Linked DNA regions of Homo sapiens: regions 1 and 2 are each linked to region 3. A link is an interaction called in ENCODE POLR2A ChIA-PET data of the cell type or tissue named here. Cell type or tissue: MCF 10A. All regions are shown on one strand. Region 1 overlaps PCDHA1 (protocadherin alpha 1). Region 2 holds the start of PCDHA12 (protocadherin alpha 12). Region 3 holds the start of PCDHAC1 (protocadherin alpha subfamily C, 1).

Region 1 (4,000 bases), 50 kb before region 3:
AATGAGCCATTTCATGTGTAACTCTATGATGATATCTACATATATAGCACTTTAGAAGAAAATTAGTTCATCAGGGTCCTCACACAGATTAGATACCCTGGAAGACCAGATTTAATAATCTTGTAAAGGCCACCTTTGGCTTTGCCTTGCCCAATACATGTCTGTGTTCTTAAAACACTACGGGAAGAACAGTCTGCTTTGAGAAAGGAAAAGCTTTCACTGCTTTTGCCCTCAAGTGCCCCATTAAGGGAACATTCCCAATTCAGTATTACAGCTATAACAGGGCACATGGCTACACAAGTTCTGCTGGCCTGGCTGGACTGCAGAGGACTGCAATCTGCTGCTGGCTTTGCAGACTGCAGCATATTTGACCCAGGGCGGATGTGCCCAGTCATAACACCAGCAACTGATAACAGTCTCTTTTCTGATTGAAGAGGGATACTAGGGAGAGGAAAACAAACTATTGCAGAGTTTGACCTTGTTTTGCTAGCTAATCCTTTTCATAAACTTGTACTTGTTCCTGCTCCTTCCTGAGTGCTTTCCCTCCTCACTGAATCACTGTTCACTAAGCTCTGATTGTTTAACAGGGAGTAGCTGAAATCCAAGAAAAACCTGATACATTTTGCATTAGTTGTGTATTGAAAAGATCTGTTGCCCTCTCTCTACAAACTCTCAGTCTGAAGGGGGAGAACAAAGAGGAAAATATGGGCACCTAAAGACTTAAAGACTGTTGGGGGAGTTATGTGCTGGTTAGAAGCTACTCAGAAATCACTGGGACATCATCAGTCACCATCACTGTCTTGTATCAGTAAGCAAAAATGTCACTGTGAAAAACTTGTGACACTCCTCTAGATGCGTTTTCATGGGCGGAGATTGAGGTGGCCCTGTCACTGAATATTGAGGTATAGTTGAATGAAAAAAATGGGGGATAAAAGTTGTATTTTGTATTTTCCTCTACATTATACTTACCATATTTGGTAGAAACAAAGCCATAGTAATATCAATAGACCATTCAAAACTGTCAATAATTCTTATTCCTATCATTCATATAGTTCCTTTAAGGGATGCAAAGTATTTAATAAACACATTTCTTCATAACACCCAGGAGAGAAATGATCACCATCTCAATATTCAGACAGATTTCTGGATGGCTACATGATATTTGGCATGCAGAGAATTAGCCAAAGTCAAGGCCCAGAAAAAGTTACAACTCTGGGATACTTTACCTCAATGGTCCTCACATGCTAACTGCTCTCTCTATTCTACCAATCTGCTAGCAAGATATGCATATGCAAGCTGCTTCCTCCTTTGTTTTCAAGTTCACAAAATGCTGTGGATATTCCATATAACATAGCATAAAATTATCTACAGACCAAATCAAAGGAGTTTCCATTATCTACTAGCGGTGTTAGAGGGAACAAAAGAAAATGTTTGCAAATCATTTTATAAACCTGGAAATATGACTAAAATACTTTTTATCAATCAGTCATCATCACCGTCTCTCCCCTCGCCATCAGGAGCACTATCGTTAGCTTGTCAGCTGAGAGAACCTTCCTTTGAGAAAGACTGTAACATCTGCTGAGAAATGTTGCCAATTTTTCTATGATTGGGTAACATTCATGATGAAAATTGCTGCAACTTGATCTTTGGAATGAAATCATCAAACTCATTTTGCTGAAAGGCACAGTTCCAGCAGGACTGACCAGGAAACTCAGTTCATTATACAATCTCACTTCCCCAATGACACATTTAATTTGTCATGCTGCTATTTTCTATACTAGTCCATCAGCAACAACATCCTTCTTAGATTCATTTGACAGAATCACAGTTACAAGATTTCTTATGGCAGTAAGATCAGGCAGGGAAAAGGAAAGGAAGAAAGCATATAATATGTTTTAAGTAGCTACACAGTACTAGATTTTGCACTTTATTACATACTGTTGCATGTATCCTAATTCTTTCTTTGTCAGACAGTAAACTCTATGAAAGGGATTATATCTGTTTTGCTCATTAGACACATGCATATCTTCAGATATTCATAAAAGCGTAGCTATATAGTCAGAGTCTAGCAGGCTTCTGGCATCTGGGAGGTTTTTAAAATGTGTTTAAATAAATGAACTATAATGCAAAGTCAACATTATTGTACTTAAATTGCAAAAATGAGACATCTGAACTTTGGAGAGATTAAATTACTTGTCTGATTGCTGAGTTCAGCTGACAGTCATGTTTAGGTCCCCTTAACACAAAAGTCTGTGTTTTATTTATATTTATTTATTTATTTATGAGATAGGGTCTTACTCTGTCATTTAGGCTGGTGTGCAGTGGCGCGATCTTGGCTCCCTGCAACCTCTGCCTCCCGGATTCAAGCAATTCTTCTTCCCCAGCCTCCCTAGTAGCTGGGATTACAGGCATCTGCCACCGTACCTGGCTAATTTTTGAATTTTTAGTAGAGATGGGGTTTCACCATGTTGGCCAGGCTGGTCTTGAACACCTGACCTCAGGCAATCCACCCTCCTCGGCCTCCCAAAGTGCTGGGATTACAGGCTTGAGCCACTGTGCCTTGCCAAAAGTCTGTGTTTTAAATAAATTTACATGAAATGACATATATTTTTCTTCTTTCTCTTTTTTACTTCTGAGTTTCCAGGATATTGATTTAAAACAATACAAAACTAAAAGTAGTAAAATGTACATGAGTTTCATCCAGAACTTGATTAAACTTGGAAAAATTCAAGTTGAAAAGTTGACTACTGATATATCTGACACAGTAAGACATATATTACTATCACAATTTCAATCACAGTTGAAATAACTGTGATTATTTAGTTCTTTAATACTTAGATGGTACCTCCCAGGACTATGCTTACTTTCTATTGGTGAAGAACTCTAATATGTCCTATTGCTTCAAAGGTTAGTCTTTTGGTAGAATAATGGTCACAAAACTCCATATGTGGAAAAAATCAATTAGGTAGTCCATATGGGTGATGTAGTATTACTGAAGAATAAGAATACACTTCAGTTCCTATTAAAATTATAAAAAAGATTTAATTTATCTTGTAATGGTATTATCTGTGATTTATGACATAGAATATTTGAGCTACAGAAGGATGAATCACCTCTTCTAAGATTTAAAGTAAAATAAGTTTAAAATACCCTATTTTATTAATAAACTCACACAACTACTCAATGAAATAATATGCTATCTTCGTACCATGGAAATCCATGTGGAAGACATCAACAAATTGCCCTCTGGGACATGAGACTGCATATAATATCTCCTTTTCCTTCCTAATAGGACTGTATTAAGAATATATCCACTGCAGATTTTGCATAGTGCTATTTTATGAACATTGATATAAACTGATAGGCAGAATTCCAAGATGGCCCCAAGATCCCTATATCCTGGTGTGCACACCCTGAATAGTCTCCAAGACTGTGATTGTGATGGATCTTATTCCCATGATTACATTATGCTATGTAGCACAGTTGGCTTTAAGAAAGGGAGATCATCTGGATGGGACTGACATAATCACATGAGCTCTTTAAATCTGGGTCTAGAGGTCAGAGACAGAAATCAGAGAGATCTGAAGCATAAGAGGGATTCCATGTGAGGGAAGATTCTCCAGTGCCAGCCATGAAGATGGAGCAGACCATGGGACAAGAGTCCTGAGTCCTCAGTTCTCTAGGAACTGAGAGTGACCCCAGGCCAATAGTAAGTAGGAAAACAGAGATCTCAGTCCCCAAACAACTGGATTCTGCCAACAATCTGAATGAGCTCGATAGTAGATTCTTCCTAAGAGCCTGCAAAGGACAACACAGCCCAGCTGTGTTCATTTCAGCCTTGAGAATACCTGAGCGGACAACTCAGCCACATGGTACAGGACTGTGAGATAACAAATAGGTGGTGTTTTAAACAACTTACTTGTGGTAATTTGTTACAAATCATCAGAAAAGGGATACATAGACTGTTCCGCATTAAGGCAAAAGGGAATATAACATTTAA
Region 2 (4,000 bases), 51 kb after region 3:
CCGCGGTACCAACTCGCTAACTGCGCCTCCTGCGCTGCCAGCCGGAGTCGCCAGCAGTGCCGGCGCGTTGTCGTTCTCGTCCAGCACGAACACCTGCAGCGTCACGTTGCTGCCCAGAGGCGGCACGCCGGCGTCGCGCGCGCTCACCTGGAACTGCAGCAGCTCCAGCTCCTCGTGGTCTAGCGGCTGCAGCGCGTACACCTTGCCGCTCTCCGCGTGCACCGACACGTAGCTCGACAGTGCGTGCTCGCCCACCCGCCGCTCCACCAGCGAGTAGGACACCAGCGCGTTCTTCTGCGCGTCCGCGTCCCATGCCGACACCGTGAAGATGTGGCAGCCCGGCGGGTTGTTCTCCTTCACGAACACTGTGTACTCGGGCTGCGCGAACGCAGGCGCATTGTCGTTCACGTCGGCCACCTCCACGGACACTCTAGCCGTGGCCCACAGCGAAGGCGAGCCCCCATCCCGCGCAGTCACCACCAGCTCATAGGCCGACACGCTCTCGCGGTCCAGGGCGCTGTCCAGCACCAACGAGTAGTAATTCTTGTAGGTGGACACCAGCTTGAAGGGAACATGAGGTGTCAGTGAGCAGATGACCTGTCCATTGGCTCCAGAGTCACGATCCGACACGCTAATCAGGGCAATGACGGTACCCACCTGAGCATCCTCTTGCACAGGGAGCGACAGTGAAGTAACCATTACTTCAGGGACATTGTCATTCACGTCCAGAACTTCCACCAGGACCATGCTGTGACCTGCCATGGAAGGAATCCCTTTATCAATGGCGTTAACCTGAATTTCATAGGCATTATTCTCTTCAAAATCCAGTTCACCATAAATTCTAATTTCACCTGTGTCTGGATTTATTGAAAACATACATTTCTCACTCACTGGCAAAATCATTTTGATCCCATAGGAAATTTCTCCATTAAGTCCTTCGTCTGGATCGGAAGCATTTAGTTGGATCACTCTTGTGTCGTTTTGGACATTTTCAGACAACACTACTTTATAGCTGGGCTTATCAAACGCCGGACCATTGTCATTCACATCCAGGACGGTTATTTGAATCTGGACAGACCCTGTTAGTTCTGGTTTACCGCCATCGATTACCATCAGCAATAAATTGAGTTTTGGCGTTTGCTCTCTGTCCAATAACTTCCGAAGAACTAATTCAGGCAATATACTTTTATCTTTTTTTGTTTTTATTTTAAGCTCAAAATTCTCATTTAGACTTAACGCATAGGTCAAAAGAGAGTTTACGCCGATATCCGCATCAGAAGCGCCCTCTAGAGGAAAATGAGAGTCCAGAGGCGCAGATTCAGAAACAGGTACCTTTTGTTCCCTTTCTCTGAACACCGGCGGGTTGTCGTTAATGTCCTTCACCTCCACGTCCACATGGAAAACCTGCAGCGGCCTGTCCACGATCACCTCCAGGTGGATACTGCACTCCGCGCTCCGCCCGCACAGCTTCTCGCGGTCGATCCGAGAATTCACAAACAAAATGCCATTCTGCAGATTTACCTCCAGAAGGTCCCCGTGTCTTTTGGACGCCACCCGGAACAGGCGCGGCACCAGCTCCGCCAGCTCCAGCCCCAGGTCCTGAGCGATGCGGCCCACGAAGGTGCCGTGTTTGGCCTCCTCGTAGACGGAGTAGTGGAGCTGGCCGCTCCCCACCTCCCAGGCTGCAAGGAGCAGAAGCGAGAGCAGCAGACGCTGGGATCCCGGGCCTCTTGGTCCGATAATCACCATTGCAGAAAATGAGGGCCTCTGAGTTGGGACAATCAGTTTTAAGGGATCGCTTGCCTGAGGTATTTTATGAGCAGTCACCCTTTTCTGTAAGTACATATTTAGTAAATTTTTTCCAGCATCACAGTCATTATGGAGTCGATCCTATTCCGTGAATGATTGGAATGTGGGTGCGGAGAAAAAAATTTTCCTGTTTCACCTTCTGAGTGTAGAGCGACATCATGTGACTGATTATGTAAGTACAAGAAAGATCCTGAGGTTCTTTTCGGTTTAGCCACTTCCTGGGTCACTCTTAATTCTAATGTTTCGACTTTGGGTTATTTTTCACGGATCATTTATAAATGCGGGTTTAGTTAATATACATGATATTAGTAACAAAACATCAACAATTTTATTACGCTGTAGCTTAAAAATGTTTTCTGCTTCAAAGTAGAAATCTTTCAAATACAGTAGGCCAGAACCTACACTTTATCATGGAAAATGATATACAGAATAATATACAGCACCCCTCCCCTTATATAGCTTACAATTCCGCTGTTTCAATAACTTTTAACCTTCACAAGCACTCCATCGTAAGATTTTAGAGAAAGTTAGGAATTTGTATTTAACAAAGGATAAGAAACTAAAATATGTCTAATACCAAACAATATTTCATTTATATAAATTGTCTTATTCATAAATCTGATGAAAGTTAGAATTCATCATAAATATGGAGAGCGTTATTGTTTGGTTCCTTGATGCTTGAATGTGATAACTTTTCACATAACTGCTCTCATTTCCATAACATGTTAAAACAAATCTCAGGAATAGATTCTGGAAAGTTTTACTCTAGCAAAAGTAAAGCACTTTAATGTAAAATGTTTAGTTGAAGCCTCCAAATTTCACACTATCCCAAAGCAACAATGGAGCACTAAAATGCGAAAGATCTCTTAAAGGGTTTTGGAGCCTAATCTCATTGACTAAAGTCAAGAGAATGTGAACTTGATATCAACCTTTTGCTTTTTCTCTAAATCTTCCCCTACAGGTCATTTAGTAGTTAGGACATGCTTCTCTTCAGAAAATCAGAATGGTGACTGTTATGCAAGGGGGCATCAAAAGACCTTTCATGAGTTTATTCATTAATTCAAGATCAGCTTTAAGAGAAAAAAACAGATAAGATCCTACAACTCATTGTGAACAAGTACACATAGATTTTGTAAGTCTATTAATACTCAAGTCAAAATCTTTAAACCAATAATTTGTTGCCATTCATTCCTACTGCATATAATAATAAAGGCAACTGAAATATGACACCTTTACAACACCAGGAAAGAGTAACCAAGAATGGCTCTACAAGTATAAGATAACTTAAATAAACTATAAAACGTTAAGTAATTAAAAACATATTTGAATTTTGATGTCATCAGGCTAATTATTTAAATTGTCTAATATCATCACCAAGTTTCTTTCCTATTTTTCATTTTCAAAAGTGGTCAATGTACCATACATGCTAAGGAACTTTAATTTTAAAAAATAGGCTGGGCTCAGTGACTTACACCTGTAATCCCAGCACTTTGGGAGGCTGAGGCAGGCAGATCACCTGAGGTCAGGAGTTCAAGACCAGCCTGGCCAACATGGTGAAAACCCATCTCTACTAAAAATACAAAAATTAGCCAGGAGTGGTGGTGCATGCCTGTAGTCCCAGCTTCTCGGAAAGCTGAGGCAGGAGAATTGCTTGAACATGGGAGGTGGAGATTGCAGTGAGCTGAGATTGCGCCACTGCACACCAGCCTGGGTGATAGAGCAAGACTCTATCTCAAAAAGAAACAAATAATAATAGTGTGTTATGTAGTTCTCACATACTCTTTGACCTAAACAAATTGTTAAGCCAATAGGAACATCTAAGTTTAGCTTAATACTTAAACAACCAAACTAGAAAATAAATTGAAATTATAATTTTATACCATAGAATGCAATCTTGGCATTAAGTATAAAAGACACAACTTTGCAGAAATCAGTCCAAGTAATTTGAATTATCTAAAATGCAAATTTGTTATTTATGTGATATAAAATAATAATTTACAAAATTTTAACCTGTACTGAAAACATTCCCAAGTCTTTAAAAGATCTTCAGTTATTCCAAAAATTTCATCTGGAGATGAGTAATGTATGCCCTATCTAATATTCACCTTTATTATATTTATAAAGTTTCATAAGTGGTATGATGGTTTAATCACTTTTGAGTCTGAAATATTTTATATTTTTATATTGTTGC
Region 3 (4,000 bases):
GATGGCCCCACTGGATGATTCCACTGCCAGCAAGCTAGAGGCTGATGGCCCTTCAGAGATAACATCCAACAGCTCATAAGAGACAAGGCCATTCTTCCCCAGGTCGGGGTCCTGGGCAAACACTCGGCCTAGAGAGGCCCCAGGGCCATTGTTTTCAGCAACGAAAAGTTCCTGCTGGGGTTGAGGAAAGTTTGGTGTATTGTCATTCACATCAGCAACTGACACAGTGATTGTCCTTCGGGTGCTAAGTGGGGGTGAGCCACTATCTGAGGCCGTGATCAGGACTTGGTATTCACTGATCTGCTCCCGGTCCAGGGGCCCATCAATCAGCAGGCTGTAGTAGTTGTCAAAGGAAGCCGTCAGCTGAAAAGGGCCTGCACTAGACATGCCACAAATGACCCTACCATTAGAATCGAGGTCTTCATCCTTTACACTAAAGAGAGCAATCACTGTGCCAGGGGCAGCGTCCTCAGGTACTGGGTTCGAAAGAGTCAGGAAGTCCAGTTCGGGGGCATGATCGTTCACGTCAGTCACCTCCACCAGCAGTTTAGCGGTGCTAGCTAAACCAAAGACACCTTCGTCCCTCGCCTCAATGTATGCCTCCAAGAGCGTTTCAGGCGGACCTAGTGAAGCAGCTACTTGCACCTCCCCACTTTTAGGGTGCACGTGAAAGCGGTGTCGCAGCTCTGCTTGCGTGCTGTTGCTTAGGGAGTACTGGACTTCCCCATTGGACCCTTCATCTGGATCCAAGGCTTGAACTCGGAATAACACAGTCCCATTGGGTGCAGTCTCTGGAACCTTGGTGCGGTATACGGAGCGCTCAAATACAGGCGCGTTGTCATTTGTGTCCACCACAATGATGGTGACTTGTGCGTCTCCTGAGCGGGCAGGTAGCCCGCCGTCCCGAGCTGTAAGCACCAGCAGGTGGGTGGCGCGCTGTTCGCGATCCAGTGCTTTCTCCAACACCAACTCCGGGTATTCGCTGCCGTCAACCCGCGATCCCATGTCCAGGCGAAAGTGCTGACTGGGGCTTAGGCTGTAGCTTAGTATCCCATTGCTTCCCTCGTCGTCATCTTGGGCATTCGGGAGAGTAAAGCGGGCTCCGGGCGTCAGGAACTCGGGGATGTGCAGCTGCACGTCGCCGGCAGGAAAGAGAGGTGAGTTGTCATTGGTGTCCAGGACGTGAATCCGAATCTTGTGCAGCTCCAGCGGGTCCTCGAGCACCAGGTCGTAGGTCAAGACGCAGGCAGCTTTGGCCCTGCACAGCTGTTCGCGGTCCGCCGGCTCTCTGACCACCAAATTGCCGCTGGGTAGATCCACCCCGAAGTAGAGCTCGCGGTGGCTGGAAAGGAAGCGAAAGTTCCGCGAGGACATAGCGGCCGCTGGCAGCCTCAAGTCCGCGGAGAGATTGCCTACGGCTACGCCCCGCTCCGTCTCCTCCGGCACTGAGTACTCGAGCTGTCCCGCTGCAGCGCCGCAGGAAACCCACAAACATAAAACTGCCACCCCACAGCCCACCATCCTCCCTCTAGGCGTCCACGTTCCACCAACACGCTACACCAACGGTGACCCAGGACCATGCTCCGGACTCCTGGAGAGCACGAGCCGCGGGGAAGAGCACGCTCCTGCCGGCCGTCACTGCTGCGGGCTGGATACTCAGCGACCGCCGACGTTGCGCCTCCCGAACGCCGGCATTGCCGGGGCTGGCCAGCTGGGAGCCGGGCTTGCTAGGCTGGAGGCTGGGCAGCCGTCTGGGAAAGCGGAGCCGGCCGGGTGTTGAGGAGCGCAGCGCCGCCTAGGGGTGCAGAGACGAGGCCGCCCGCCCGGGCGCGAGAGGTGCTGTCTCCAGTAGCAGCGGGCTGGGGTCTCGACCACCACGCTGGCTGCGGGCGCAGGGCGGAGCCTGGGAGACGCCCCGAGACACTAACACTTCTCTCCTTAAACGGTGTTTTCTAGGACAACGCCCTGAGGCTGCCCAGATCTTAACCTCCACATCCTCTGCCCGCAGATTGCTGATAACTGTGGCTGAGCCCAGCTGGGCTCTTCCTGCCGCCCTTTGGGAGCCGCGCGTCGGGTCCCGGCGCTCTGACCCCGGCGCACCTCTCCGGCGGAGAGGGCGGGACTCAGCGTGGAGCTGCCGAGCGGAGGCGGCGAGAGGCGGGACGGTGAACGTGAGCGACCACACCTTCTAGGCTTAAGGAAACAGGAGCCCCCCGAAAGAAGTGCTGCGGGGGGCTTTCCGCGCTGGATCCTGCTGCAGAGCTTTCCGCGCTGGATCCTGCTGCGGGTTGAAGTCTGTCCTGCACCCTCTTGTATCCCAGGAGCTGCCAAGAGGGCAATAGAGACGACAAGGAGGGGAAGAAGGTTGGGGAATAGTGTCCGCATCAAACTGCCTCCGGACTCTGGCTTTTCGAGGCAGCGGAGCCAGCGAGCTCAAGGCTTTTTTTTTGCGTGATAGCAGTTTCTCCTTCTCCAAGAGGCTCTACTTGGGAGTGCTTTGCAAACGGCCCTTGACGATCTGGGTGAAAGAGGAGGTTATAAACCAGTCAATAGCAATAACTAGAAACTCAAAGACTTGACGACCCGTCCCCAAAGAAGACGTGAGAAGTGGAGGGGAAAGTACTGAGATACTCATTAGAGTTTGACCAGGAAACTACTCTGTAAATTTTCTTTCTGTAAATATTTAGAAAACACCATGAGGCAGGATAAGAATAGGCTAGATACCCACCCTCGCTTTATTATTATTATTATTATTATTATTATTATTATTATACTTTAAGTTCTAGGGTACATGTGCACAACGTGCAGGTTTGTTACATATGTATACATGCGCCATGTTGGTGTGCTGCACCCATTAACTTGTCATTTACATTAGGTATTTCTCCTCGCTTTTAATTTGGTCTTTTGCGTGGATATTGGGACAGTGATCAGTTCTATGAGAAACATCTCTGAGCCACAACAGATACACCCAAATTCTGCCTAACACCCTACAACCAGTTCCTTTCCCTAAGAAGGAGGCGAGCCAAAAGGAGACTCATTGACTATTGACTATGAAGCACTAAATTCCTCACTCAAATCCTTCTTTTAATACAGGTGCAATATGTCCAAAGCCCCAATAATGAAACATTTGAAAGGCAAAATCTGAACACAGATCAAGAATTAAAGTTTCCAGGACATATTTTCTGGTAGAAACCTGCCTAAAAGTATCGATAATTATTGAAGCTGGGTGATGGTACATTGGGGTCAATTACACAATTCTCTCAACTTTTGTGTATGTTTGAAATTTTTTTTCCTTCCTTCCTTCCCTCCTTCCTTCCTTCCTTCCTTCCTTTCCAGATGAGCGTGTTGCTTTGTTGCCCAGTCTGGTCTCAAACTTCTGGGCTCAAGCGATCCTCCCATCTTATCTCAGCCTCCTAAAGTGCTAGGATTACAGACATGAGCCACTGCACTCACCTTGCATTTTTTTTTTAACTTTTTATTTTATTTTATTTTATTTTATTTTATTTTATTTTTTTTTTTGAGACAGGTTCTTGCTCTGTCACCCAGGCTGGAGTGCAGTGGCACGATCTGAGCTCCCTGCAACCTCCCCCTCCCAGGTTCAAGCGATTCTCTTGCCTCAGCCTCCTAAGTAGCTAGGACTACAAGCGCGCACCACCATGCTCGGTTAATTTTTGTATTTTTATTAGAGGTGAGGTTTCGCCATGTTGCACAAGCTGGTCTCGAACTCCTGACCTCAAGTGATTGGCCTGCCTCGGCCTCCCAAAGTGCTGGGATTACAGGTGTGAGCCCCATGCCACCGCACCTGGCATCAGCCTGCATATTTCTATAATATTTGAAAACATTTAAAAATTGCTGATTAAAATGGTGGGGAGAGGGGTAGCTCGGGCATTCTCTTTTTAACACTAAGAGTGGGATTGATAATGCCAGTGTTCCACTAAAAACCAGTTACCTCCCTAAACACACAAACCCATTCGTTATCTCTTCTAGGGAACTAGAAAGG

Evidence for each region. ChIA-PET counts read pairs that join two places held together with the same protein. Peaks named below come from ENCODE experiments on the same cell type or tissue, not always from the same donor. Only the 100,000 strongest peaks of a DNase experiment are listed, where the experiment ranks them.
Region 1: POLR2A ChIA-PET joins it to region 3 with 18 read pairs; 9 of 35 experiments call an interaction of 5 or more read pairs at or near these places.
Region 2: POLR2A ChIA-PET joins it to region 3 with 49 read pairs; 7 of 35 experiments call an interaction of 5 or more read pairs at or near these places.

Annotation. Positions count from the first base shown.
Region 1 is chr5:140,974,834-140,978,833 of GRCh38, reverse strand. The region is part of intron 1 of PCDHA1 (protocadherin alpha 1); the gene reads right to left. The region is part of intron 1 of PCDHA2 (protocadherin alpha 2); the gene reads right to left. All of the region lies in intron 1 of PCDHA3 (protocadherin alpha 3), which reads right to left. The region is part of intron 1 of PCDHA4 (protocadherin alpha 4); the gene reads right to left. It also overlaps PCDHA5, PCDHA6, PCDHA7, PCDHA8, PCDHA9 and PCDHA10, and 6 more genes. Among named protein-coding and RNA genes, the nearest start is that of PCDHAC2, 10 kb to the right of the region's middle. In MCF 10A, no CTCF peak of the experiment used is centred here; a DNase peak (open chromatin) is centred at 1,643.
Region 2 is chr5:140,873,222-140,877,221 of GRCh38, reverse strand. All of the region lies in intron 1 of PCDHA1 (protocadherin alpha 1), which reads right to left. All of the region lies in intron 1 of PCDHA2 (protocadherin alpha 2), which reads right to left. The region is part of intron 1 of PCDHA3 (protocadherin alpha 3); the gene reads right to left. The region is part of intron 1 of PCDHA4 (protocadherin alpha 4); the gene reads right to left. It also overlaps PCDHA5, PCDHA6, PCDHA7, PCDHA8, PCDHA9 and PCDHA10, and 4 more genes. In MCF 10A, CTCF peaks have their summits at 1,288 (motif pointing left) and 1,963; DNase peaks (open chromatin) are centred at 1,301 and 1,931.
Region 3 is chr5:140,924,414-140,928,413 of GRCh38, reverse strand. All of the region lies in intron 1 of PCDHA1 (protocadherin alpha 1), which reads right to left. All of the region lies in intron 1 of PCDHA2 (protocadherin alpha 2), which reads right to left. All of the region lies in intron 1 of PCDHA3 (protocadherin alpha 3), which reads right to left. All of the region lies in intron 1 of PCDHA4 (protocadherin alpha 4), which reads right to left. It also overlaps PCDHA5, PCDHA6, PCDHA7, PCDHA8, PCDHA9 and PCDHA10, and 5 more genes. RefSeq lists enhancers at 1-413, 975-1,532. In MCF 10A, a CTCF peak has its summit at 1,789; a DNase peak (open chromatin) is centred at 1,763.